Regions from separate parts of the Homo sapiens genome. Here region 2 is linked to region 1. Evidence: chromatin contacts called from ENCODE Hi-C or POLR2A ChIA-PET data. All regions are on one chromosome and are shown on one strand. The core of a region is the stretch at or near the end of the contact, and the rest is flanking DNA. Distances in the headings are between cores, read along the strand shown.

Region 1 (5,130 bases), core at 899-3,398:
CTAACATTATGAGTCAAAAGAAGCTGAAGGATAGCTTTTTGGTAGAAAATCCTACATTTCTTGACCCTTTCTTTCACTTTCAGTGTGAATTTGGCAAAATTGGTATTTTCCTTGATTGTTATGGGGAAAAGAACTAGAATAAGCACTGTTTTATATTTTAGAATCATTGTTTTAACTAGATCAACATGGCGTCTTTCGTTTGTATCATCTTTAGGAAAAAGCAGTGACTTCTGTCACGTTGATGGAAATGAGACTGCAGAATGTCAGCAGATCGTACGTGGATAGTCCCCTTCATGAACAGTGTCTCTGTTTTTTCACTTGGTAGGGTGGGATCATTCCTCTGTTCTACAGTTGTAGAAATTGAAACCAAATTGAGTGGTTGTCCAAGACCGTGAGGTTGTTTGTGAATTAGAACTTAGGTTGCTGAGTCCTTATTTGATTTGTACATGTATATTTTTATTAATTTTTTTTCTACTGAGTGTGAACGAATTTTTCTTTAGGGGGGAGGATATAGAATCTGTGGTTTAGCCGGGCGCGGTGGCTCAAGCTTGTAATTCCAGCGCTTTGGGAGGCCGAGGCAGGTGGATCACCTGAGGTCAGCAGTTTGAGACCAGCCTGGCCAACATGGTGAAACCCTGTCTCTACTAAAAATACAAAAATTAGCTGGGCATGGTGGCACACGCCTGTTATCGCAGCTAATCGGGAGGCTGAGACAGGAGAATGGCTTGAACACAGGAGGCAGAGGTTGCAGTGAGCTGAGATAGCACCATTGCACTCCAGCCTGGGCGACAGAGCAAGACTCTGTCTCAAAAAAAAAAAAAAAAAAAAAGCTGTGGTCTAATGGACACTGAATCCTTTGCATTCTTTCTCTGGGATTAGAGAGTTTAATAACAAAAACAGTAACTTGACAGGGCTTTCATTCTGTCAGCTCAGAGAATTGTCTTAGGTTTGGAAAGTACTTGGTCTATACCATGCCTTGTGAGGACACAGTGACAGTGATGAAATCGCAGCAGTTCACATTTGTTGAGGGCTTCCTTTAAGTGCCAGGCGCCGTGCTGATAAGTGCCTTCTTTCATGGGCTACTTGAGAGGGAATGGCAGTCTCCTGACAGTGCTTTTCTGTGTGATCCACAGTCTTTGCCAGCACCTGCTGGATTTGCATTGGCTGCATGTCTGCCTTACTGTGCATTGCTGACAGGCAATTTCCATTTCTACACATTGTGGTACTCTGTTTTAGACAACAGTGGCAGTGCCGGTAGCCCTTTGTACAGATGTGGACATTTGGCACTTGGTAGCTTTGGTGTTAGGGGCAGAGGATTTTGTTCAGAGCCAGCCAGTGTCCTGACATGTCGTGGGATGCCCATTCACTGCCTCCTGAAATAGATTGTCTGATGCCTGGAGCACCTTCAACTGCCAAGTGTATGGGCCGTGAAAAGCTGGGGGACAGGACTGGGAGGGGTGGAGGATGCAGGGGGAGGGCACCAGGTGCAGAACAATGACTTCCAAATTATGTCACGAGCTGCCAGCCACACGAGCACGGCCTGGCCTCATTACCACATGAAGTGCCACAGAAGGGCCTTTTCATTTTCTCCTAGTGACTGTGTTATCCACAGTTTTGCTGGGAGGGGTGGGGTGGGCACCCTGCTCACCCCCAGTTAACAATGGAGCACAAAGTCCTGGCAGAAGGAACTTCCCAATGTACCCCGGGGCTATTTTTGATGACAGTGAGTGGCTGTGACTCACTGAATGTGTGCCCTGGCAGATGATGGTTTCCACCCCACCCCCTCCCCTGGAGATGAGCAGGCAGCCTTTGTGCGTTTCCTTGGCCAGCTTCTCCTGCTGCTGCAGTTCACTGATATGTCCACAGCAGCCGGCCCGCAGGCCTGACAGGGCTCTGACAGTGGTTTTTACCATATATGGCCATCAGAGCGCTGTGGCTGTCAGCCGGCCAGGATAATTTCCTTCCTTTGCTTTGATTGGCTGCACGGGTGGCTCAGAGAATGGTGGGATCTGGGAGTGTGTGGTGAAGAGAAGCCACTGAGTCAAGTGCAAAGAACGTTTAACTCTTTACTGGGTTTGTGGAGCGTGCCAGTCTGTGCTAAGCAGGCTGACAATTGCTGCCAGCAGAAGCCCTCAGTGTGTAAACATGGTAACCCCAGTCTGGGAAAGCTGCTGTATCTCCGGTAAAGAAAGGTATCTGAACACACATTACTCTGAAATAAACTCAAGGTGTCATGAACACATTTCTGGAGTCACGGTTTTGCCCAGAAGCCACCTTATAACCACATGTAGCAAATCATCTGCTCCTGCCAAGTTGAATATCTTCGCCCATTAGGGGTGGGACCTGAGTTGAGTCTGGGGAAGAATGAGCTGAGAGGGCATGTGATGGGACACATGTCTGCTTTCTTGGAGGAACGGTGACTTGGGTTTCATTTCTGGCTGACTGAATTGAGTCTATACTGCAGTCCTCTTGCTTGTGTGGAACTGACTCAGCCATGGAGCCCAAGGCATTAGCCCCTCCCACCCCCCAAAAAAAGTTGTAATATTTTTCTATTTATCATCTCCACCATCCAAGGAGGGTGGATTTTCATTCTGAGACCTGTGGATTAAACCAATGCAGAGCTGCAATGGGAAGGGTTAGCCCTGGAGCTCTTCAGCGTTCACAGAGGGTTTCAGTAGATCAATCTCCAATGTCATTTGCTTACTACGAGGGCTTAGACAACCAGTTTCTCTATTTTCTGATTTGATATTGAATGCTTTAATTTTCCATATTGCATTTACATCTGTAGTTCTTCTGCTTTTCAGCTTTTGCTTTCTAGCTCAATTTTATTTTAACTAGATTCTACCTCATCTTGGGTTCCAAGTTTTTATTTGTTCTCAGCCCAGAAGCATCATATGGAATTACTTGTCTGCAATAATGAGCAGAAAGCATTAGGTTTTCACTTTATAAATTCTTTAAGTCAGGAAGTTAGGAAATACAGCTACTCTGGTTGCTATCGCATATTTGGGCAAGGTTGAGTAAGGAAATGTTAACTTTTCCGTGTTTTTGCTTTCTGATAATAAAATGTTTGTAGTTTTACAATAACTTCCCTCAAGTTCTTAATTGATTTTAAAATATGGTCTATTCAGTATTAAACCCAGTTTTTAGAGAGGATCTGTGATGCAAAAATTATTTGCTTGGCATTTTCACTTCTGTCCAAAAAGACTGCTGTTTTTTACTCACAGGCAGGTGAAGTCTCTGTAGGCCCATACTCCCTCTCCCCAGCAGCTTTTGTTTCTAGCTTACCTTACCTTACAGGGTAACTCAATCTGTAGGGTTTATTCCAGAGCACCTCCTTTTACCTCAAGGATGGTATTTCTGGTTCCCTTAAAGTAAAGCCTCCTCAGAATGTTTTATTCCTGGGCCATGAGCTGTCACTCTCAGGGACCAGCCTGTGCACAAGTCATATATTGTGTGCACCCGTCTTTTTGGTCTGCTGCTGAGTCTCTGTTTTCCATGCCGCTGTCCCCTTGTCCCATGACCACAATCACTCTAGCTCCTCCCCGTGGAGCAGCAGGGGCTTAAGAAATTCAAACAAAACATGTATCCACATAAATAATACTGTCATAAGAAAAAGGAAGTTGAAAAAAATGGAAAACCCACTTCAATAGATACGCTTTTGACTCCTTTGAACTCTGCACAGTGTGAATGGAGCCCTTATGCTTGGGCTGAAAACTTTTCCTCTACTTCTGAGCACATGTGTGACTTAACATTCTCCTTGCTGAGTTGAAGAATTCTCAGTATGTATCACCCAAAGCCAAAAATAAGTTATGATTGAAATTTGGGCACATAAAGTGATTTTGATACTCATTTTTTCCTAAAATGAAAACTTAGATGAATATTAGGTAGGGGTTTGAACAATGTGGAAATCTTTTAACTGTTCTTTGAGTCAGGTCATGTAAAGTATCTTTGTTTGCCTTCCCCAGGATGGGGTGGGGGCTCTTAGGCCCTTACATCTTCGGGTGGTGTAACCAGTCTGGATAATAGGCATAGAGGACTGCAGATCAGGAGATGGAAAAGTACTGGAAGTGAGACAGCTGCCTGAGTTGGATTAGATAAGGGAAACCGTGTAGAAAGCAGTCTGAATCCAGCACCCTAGGAAGGTGTGGGTTTATATGATACACTCCAGAATGCAAACTTGAAAGAAATTGTGTGTGGGATACCTTGAGCTTCTTAAAGGGGAATATTTGATTTGACTTATCACTCGAATGAATGTGTCACTTTTTATCACCATGGGAATTTATTACTTTGTGAAAACATACATTAGTTATGAGAAAGAGTAGGCCTGCTGGGTAAAGCGTTGTGCGACTTTAACATAATGTTACATTTCCTTTCTTGCAGGAACCAGTGATTATCAGATTGATCCATCTTTTTTTGTTTTTTCAGAGATGGAGTCTCGCTCTGTTGCCCAGGCTGGAGTGCAGTGGTGCGATCTCAGCTCACTGCAACCTCCGCCTTCCGGGTTCAAGTGATTCTCCCACCTCAGCCTCCCAAGTAGCTGGGATTACAGGTGCCCAACACCATGCCCGGCTAATTTTTTTTTTTTTTTTTTCTGAGACAGAGTCTCATTCTGTCGCCCAGGCTGGAGTGTAGTGGTACGCTCTCAGCTCACTGCAACCTCCGTCTCCCAGGCTCAAGCAATTCTCCTGCCTCAGCCCTCCCGAGTAGCCGGGATTACAGGCATGTGCCACCACAACGGGCTAATTTTTGTATTTTTAGTAGAGACGAGATTTCACCATTTTGGCCAGGCTGGTCTCGAACTCCTGACCTATCTGCCTGCCTTGGTTTCCCAAAGTGCTGGGATTACAAGTGTGAGCCACCGTGCCCGGCCTGTATTTTTAGTAGAGATGAAGTTTCACCGTGTTGGCCAGGCTGGTCTTGAACTCCTGACCTCAGATGATCCACCTGCCTCGGCCTCTCAAAGTGCTGGGATTACAGGTGTGAGCCACCGTGCCCAGCTTAGATTGATCCATTTTAACACCAATTGGTAGTGTCTTCAACCACAAACCAATATGTGGGTCAGAAATAATTATGTGAGGAATCATTCTTACATGAAGAAACAGTCATTCTGAATGATCTTTTGTAATATGT
Region 2 (5,613 bases), core at 1,771-4,270, 77 kb before region 1:
TTAATAGAGACAGAGTTTCACCATATTGGTCAGGCTGGTCTTGAACTCTTCACCTCGTGATCCACCTGCCTCAACCTCCCAAAGTGCTGGGATTACAGGCGTGAGCCACTGTGCCCAGCCATTTCCTTTTTTAACAGACGGTTTTGCTCTGTCACCCAGGCTGGAGTGCAGTGGCACGATCACAGCTTACTGCAGCCTTGAACTCCTGGGCTCAAGCGATCCTCCCTCCTCAGCCTCCTGAGTAACTAGAACCACAGGCATGTGCCACCACACACAGCTCATTTTTAGTATTATTATTTATAGAGATGAGGGTCCCCTATGTTGCCCAGGCTGGTCTTGAGCTTCTGGGCTCAAGTGATCCATCTGCCTTGGCCTCCCAAAGTGGTAGGATTTACAGATGTGAGCCACTGCACCGGGCATGGATGACATTTCTTGAGCCACACTGGACCAAGTGAGCCTTATTATTACTAATTTTCAGATGAAAAAACTCAGAAGTTAAATGTCTTACCTAGATGGCCCAGACAGAATTCCAGAGCTGCCTCTTCCAGGAAGCTATTCCTGACAGCCCCTCCCCTAAATGCTGAAGAGATAACTATTTAGTATGAGCACCCCATGGATATGCCCAGGACTGTGAGCTCCCTGAGGGCAGGGGCTGGGTCAGGTTGATTGCTGTCTGCCCTATACCTGATATAATAAGTGCTCAATAAATACTTGTTGAATGACTGACTGACTGACTGAACGAATGATAGGGCTGATCTCTTTTCTCCTCTTGGGTCCTGAGAAGTTTGGGGAATCAGGCAAGTCTGAGTTTGAATCTTTGCTCTGCCACTTCCTGGCTGTGTAGTCTTGGCCCAGTTACCTAACCTCTCTGAGCCTCTGTTTCCCTCTCTGCAAAATAGGGGTACAGTCTGTGGGAGGGTTGGAGAGGACCTACAATGACTGGCACATAGTAGGTACTCTATGAACAGCCCTGTAGAGAGACAGTTCAGGTCCTCCCTGGAGTCAGCCTGTCTGGGGTTCAAACCTCAGCTCCAACACTGACCGAGTAGTATGACCTCGGACAAATCACTTTTCCTCTCTGGACCTCGTCTTCCAAATACTTCACTTGGGGATAATATTAGCACCAATTACTTGGCTGTAGTAAGAACTAAAGGAGGCAGTCCGCATAGTAAATCCTCCATCAACACGGGCTTCTGTGACTTAGGGTGAGCTCCTGGAGGACAGACAGGTGTCCCGTTTTTTCCACCCCACCCCAGAACCTTGCTCAGTGCCAAGCACATAGTAGGGGCACAGATTGCTGAAGGAACTGAGTCTCCATTTCTGTGGCTATTGGGTGCAGACCCGGAGAGCCAGGGCAGGTTTCCAGAATGCCCTCCCCCAACAGGCCGACTCTCCCGTGTTTGTCCATCTCATCTCCCAGCTAGCTGGAGGCAGAGCAGCAGCCCAGCCCTGGCCTTCTGTGCCCAGCCTGGTGGGGGCCAGCGGCAGCTGCTCCTCCAGGGGAGCGCCTCCTGATGGAGGCTGGAAGGAAGGGAGGGCTGGGGAGGTGGAAGCCCCTCCAAAGTTAGCCCAAGGCCCCCAGGGGAACATGCCCAGCCCTGGCCTTCTGTGCCCAGCCTGGTGGGGGCCAGCGGCAGCTGCTCCTCCAGGGGAGCGCCTCCCGATGGAGGTTGGAAGGAAGGGAGGGCTGGGGAGGTGGAAGCCCCTCCAAAGTTAGCCCAAGGCCCCCAGGGGAACATGCTACTCAGAAAGGAGAGCTGGGGTTCAAGTCTACCAACCCTACTTATAGCTGTATGACCGTAGACGCCTCGCTCCACCTCTTTGAGCCTTGCTTCCTGTACCGTGGGGCTGGTGGCCTCATAAGGTTGTTAGGAAGCAGGTGAAGCATGAAGCATACAGTAAGTGCTCCATAAATGTACCGGTCATTGCTGCCCCTCTGACTTGTTGCAGTATAGCACCTGTCTTCTACAGATGGGGAAACTGAGGCCCAGAGAGAGGCAGTTACTTGTCCAAGGTCACAGAGCCTGTCTCTTGCTGGTTCCAGCTTCGGCCTTAGCCATTCTCCCTGCTCAACCCAAAGCTCAGCAGGGATGGGCTCCTGGGTGGACCAGGCAGGGGGTTCCCTTGGGCTGAGGGGGCAGGAAGGTAGGGGTGGAGGAAGGGTTCAACAAAAACAGCCCCAGCTGGGGGCTGTGGCTCACGCCTGTAATCCCAGCACTTTGGGAGGCCGAGGCAGGCGGATCACTTGAGGTCAGGAGTTTGAGACCAGCCTGGCCAACATGGTGAAACCCCCTCTCTACTAGAAATCCAAAAAATGTCCGGGCATGCAGCACACCTATAATTCCAGCTACTCAGGAAGCTGAGGCAGGAGAATCACTTGAACTTGGGAGGCAGAGACTGCAGTGAGCCGAGATCACGCCGCTGCACAGCTCCACTGCACTCCAACCTGGGTGACAGAGTGAGACCCTGTTTCAAAACAAAACAAAACAAAACCAGAAACAGCCCCTTTGCTGCAGGCCTCCGGGATGCCAAACACTTTGGTTGTTTTCTTATTAATCCTGAAAACACTATTAAAATGGTATTATTCTTAGCATTCCCATTTTACAGATGAGAAAACTGAGGTTCAGAGAGTTGCCTAAGCACACAATGGGAAGAGGGAGGCTCTTGACCCCAGCCCCAGATCTGTCTGTTGAATGAAGGAAGAGATAGTGTCCCATTCAGGGGTGCACAGCGAGCTCTGTGGTTTGGTGAGTTCAGTCTGTCTCCCCGACCCCCAGATGACAGGTGAGAGGAGGACACAATGCCAGCAGCTCTTGGGCTTGGGATGTCATAGAAACTTCCAAAGAAAGGGGAAGAGAAAGCCCAGTCACCCTCGCCCCACCCCCACAGGTCGCAGAAGCGGCTCAGGGATGGCAAATGGGCGTGGAGGTGGCCTCCGCAGCCCCAGGGGGCAGGGCAGGGACGCTCTGTGCCAGATGGGGGTGCCAGGCGCTGCCTCCAGCGACCACGCCCACAAGGTGCTCTGCTGCCTGCCGGACCTCTGCGCAAGTGCCTTCGGGCCGATGCAGACGCCCACTGCGCCACTTCCCCCGGGCTCCGGGGACCCCCTCCATCCGCCCGGCCTAGCCCTGGAGGCGCGACGCCCCGTCGTGTACCGTCTGGAGGAGGTGGCGCGCTGCCTGCACCTCCTGGAGCTCTCCAGCTCCGAGGGTCCCCGCTGCAGGCCCGGAGTGTCTGCCGGCCTCCAGGTGCACAGGCTCCAGAGCGCCCCGCAGGGGACTCCGGGAGGCGCCTCTGCCTCCGATTCCCCTAGAGGGGACCGGCCAGTCCCAAGGTCCAACAGGAAGAAGGCAGAAAACCCCATCCGAAAAGGTGAGCGCCTTTCGGGGGCTTTCTTCCCTCCATTGGACCCACAGATTCTAGGCACAGTTATCCCGGGGGGCATCCGTGGGTCTGCATTCTCAGTATTGCTGTCCACTTGCCCTGTGGTTTCTGACAAACTCCTGGCCCTCTCTGACCCTCAGTTTCTTTATCTCTGCCACCAGAGATAAAGAGATTGGACTTTGGTTTTTCACTCTTAAAACTGAAGACAAGACCTCATTTCTGTGGGAGGAGGGCTCCACCTGTGGGATTATAAGGACAGCATCTGGGCCATACAAATCTTTTCCCTTTCCCTAAAAAAACTAGCTACGGAGCTACTTCTAGGGTTACAATATCTAACTCTTACAAGAATCCTCCCCGGGAAATGCTGTTACTCCATTTTATTGAAATGAAAACTGAGGCCGGGCACGATGGCTCACGCCTGTAATCCCAGCACTTTGGGAGGCCGAGGTGGGCGGATCACTTGAGGTTGGGAGTTTGTGATCAGCCTGGCCAACATGGTAAAACCCCGTCTCTACTAAAAATACAAACATTAGCCAGGCGTGGTGGAAGGCACCTGTAATTCCAGCTACTCTGCAGGCTGAGGCAGGAGAATCGCGTGAACCCAGGAGGTGGAAGTTGCAGTGAGCCGAGATCGTGCCATTGCACTCCAGCCTGGGAGACAGAACAAGACTCTTGTCTCAAAAACAACAACAACAACAACAAAAAACTGAGCTTATAGTGAGTGGGTTCAAGTTGCAGAAATGGGATTTGAACCTCCACCCTCCTTCCAGGCCTGTCTGACTTTAAAGCCCCGTGCTTTTTTCTGCTAATAATGCAGATCGTCTCCATGAAAGCCACACAGGCTGGATTCTCAGCAGGAATGGCCAGGGGTCCTACCTCTTGTCGGTGCCACCCATCAGCTCTCTGAGGCCACTGCCCTGAAGGATCTTCGGCGATCCCTGGGGAACACCTCTCAGCTGATGTGGACAGGGCATCACTGGTATAGCCTCATGCCATGACCCAAAGCTTCCAAATGGAACGGAGGAGGGCCCCCATCACAGAAGTCCAACAGGGACCCCTGGATTGGGCGTGAAAGAGTGAGAAGAAATGGGGGTTGTGTGGGGAATTGGGTGTGGGAGTGTTCCTACCAGACTAAAGAACTGATGGGCGAGGCCAGGTGCGGTGGCTCATGCCTGTAATCCCAGCACTTTGGGAGGCAGAGGTGGGCGGATCACAAGGTCAAGAGATGGAGACCATCCTGGCCACAATGTGAAACCCATCTCTACTAAAAATAGGAAAAAAAAAAATTAGCTGGGCGTGGTGGTGCAAGCCTGTAGTCCTAGCTACTTGGGAGGCTGAGGCAGGAGAATCACTTGGACCCGGGAGGCAGAGGTTGCAGTGAGCCGAGATCACACCACTGCACTCTAGCCTGGTGACAGAGCAAGACTCCATCTCAAAAAAAAAAAAAAAAAAAAGAAGAACTGGTGGGCCAGGTGTGGTGGCTCACCTCACACCTGTATCCCAGCACTTTGGGAGGCCGAGGCAGGCGGATCACTTGAGGTTCAGGAGTTCGAGACCAGCCTGGCCAACATGGGGAAACCCCATCTCTACTAAAAGTACAAAAATTAGCCAGGCGTGGTGGCAGGTGTCTGTAATCCCAGCTACTCGTGAGGCTGAGGCATGAGAATTGCTTGAACCCAGGAGGTGGAGGTTGCAGTGAGCTGAGATCGCGCCACTGCACTCTAGCCTGGGAGACAGAGTGAGACTCAGTCTCAAAAAACAAAAAAAGAACTGGTGCAAAGGCCCGGAGGTAGAGGTGAGCGCCCTGGCTTCCACAAACTCTAAGCAACCAGTGTCACAGGTGGAGAGCCAGCTGGGGCAGTGGGCGGGACGCAGACCATGCCAGGCCTTGTAGGTCATTGGACTTGACCCTGAGGGCTCTGGGGAGCCAAGGAGGGGCTGCAAACTGCAAAGGATGTGGTCAGCTTTTCCCTCTAGAGCTGCACTGTCCCATGTGGCAGCCGCTAGTTAAATAAATTTAAATAAAACTAAAATAATTTAAATAAATTAAATATTAAAACAGTTAATTAAATAAATTAATTTAAATAAAACTAAATGAGAAATTCTGTTCCCTTGTCACACGTGCCCTGTTTTAAGTGCTCAATGGCTACTTGTGGCTACCCTATTGGACAGCACAGATAGAGAACATTTCCAGCATTGCAGAAAGTTCTGTAGACAGCACAGTGCTAG

Evidence for each region. Hi-C counts contacts between places; a loop is a spot of excess contacts on that map. ChIA-PET counts read pairs that join two places held with the same protein, here RNA polymerase II (POLR2A). Pooled maps may share reads with other maps.
Region 2: a map of HepG2 shows a loop between it and region 1 (2.8-fold over the local background). The contact joins two enhancer-like sites. A Hi-C loop is called at or near these places in 3 of 168 maps with a recorded cell type or tissue (HepG2, dorsolateral prefrontal cortex and mammary epithelial cell), 4 of 37 single-sample maps with no recorded cell type and 10 of 50 pooled maps. POLR2A ChIA-PET finds 5 or more read pairs at or near these places in 11 of 52 experiments (AG04449, B cell, BJ and 8 more).

The regions. Positions count from the first base shown.
Region 1 is chr12:108,688,494-108,693,623 of GRCh38, reverse strand. All of the region lies in intron 2 of CORO1C (coronin 1C), which reads left to right. Among named protein-coding and RNA genes, the nearest start is that of CORO1C, 40 kb to the left of the region's middle. RefSeq lists enhancers at 1-74, 788-1,469, 1,697-1,991, 1,470-2,151, 1,942-2,221. Within about 2 kb of position 2,148, at least 41 of the 41 ENCODE cell types and tissues checked have a DNase peak (open chromatin) inside an H3K27ac peak, as active enhancers do.
Region 2 is chr12:108,766,323-108,771,935 of GRCh38, reverse strand. No RefSeq gene overlaps it. Among named protein-coding and RNA genes, the nearest start is that of CORO1C, 38 kb to the right of the region's middle. RefSeq lists an enhancer at 1,059-1,559 and a silencer at 3,117-3,186. Within about 2 kb of position 3,020, at least 3 of the 41 ENCODE cell types and tissues checked have a DNase peak (open chromatin) inside an H3K27ac peak, as active enhancers do.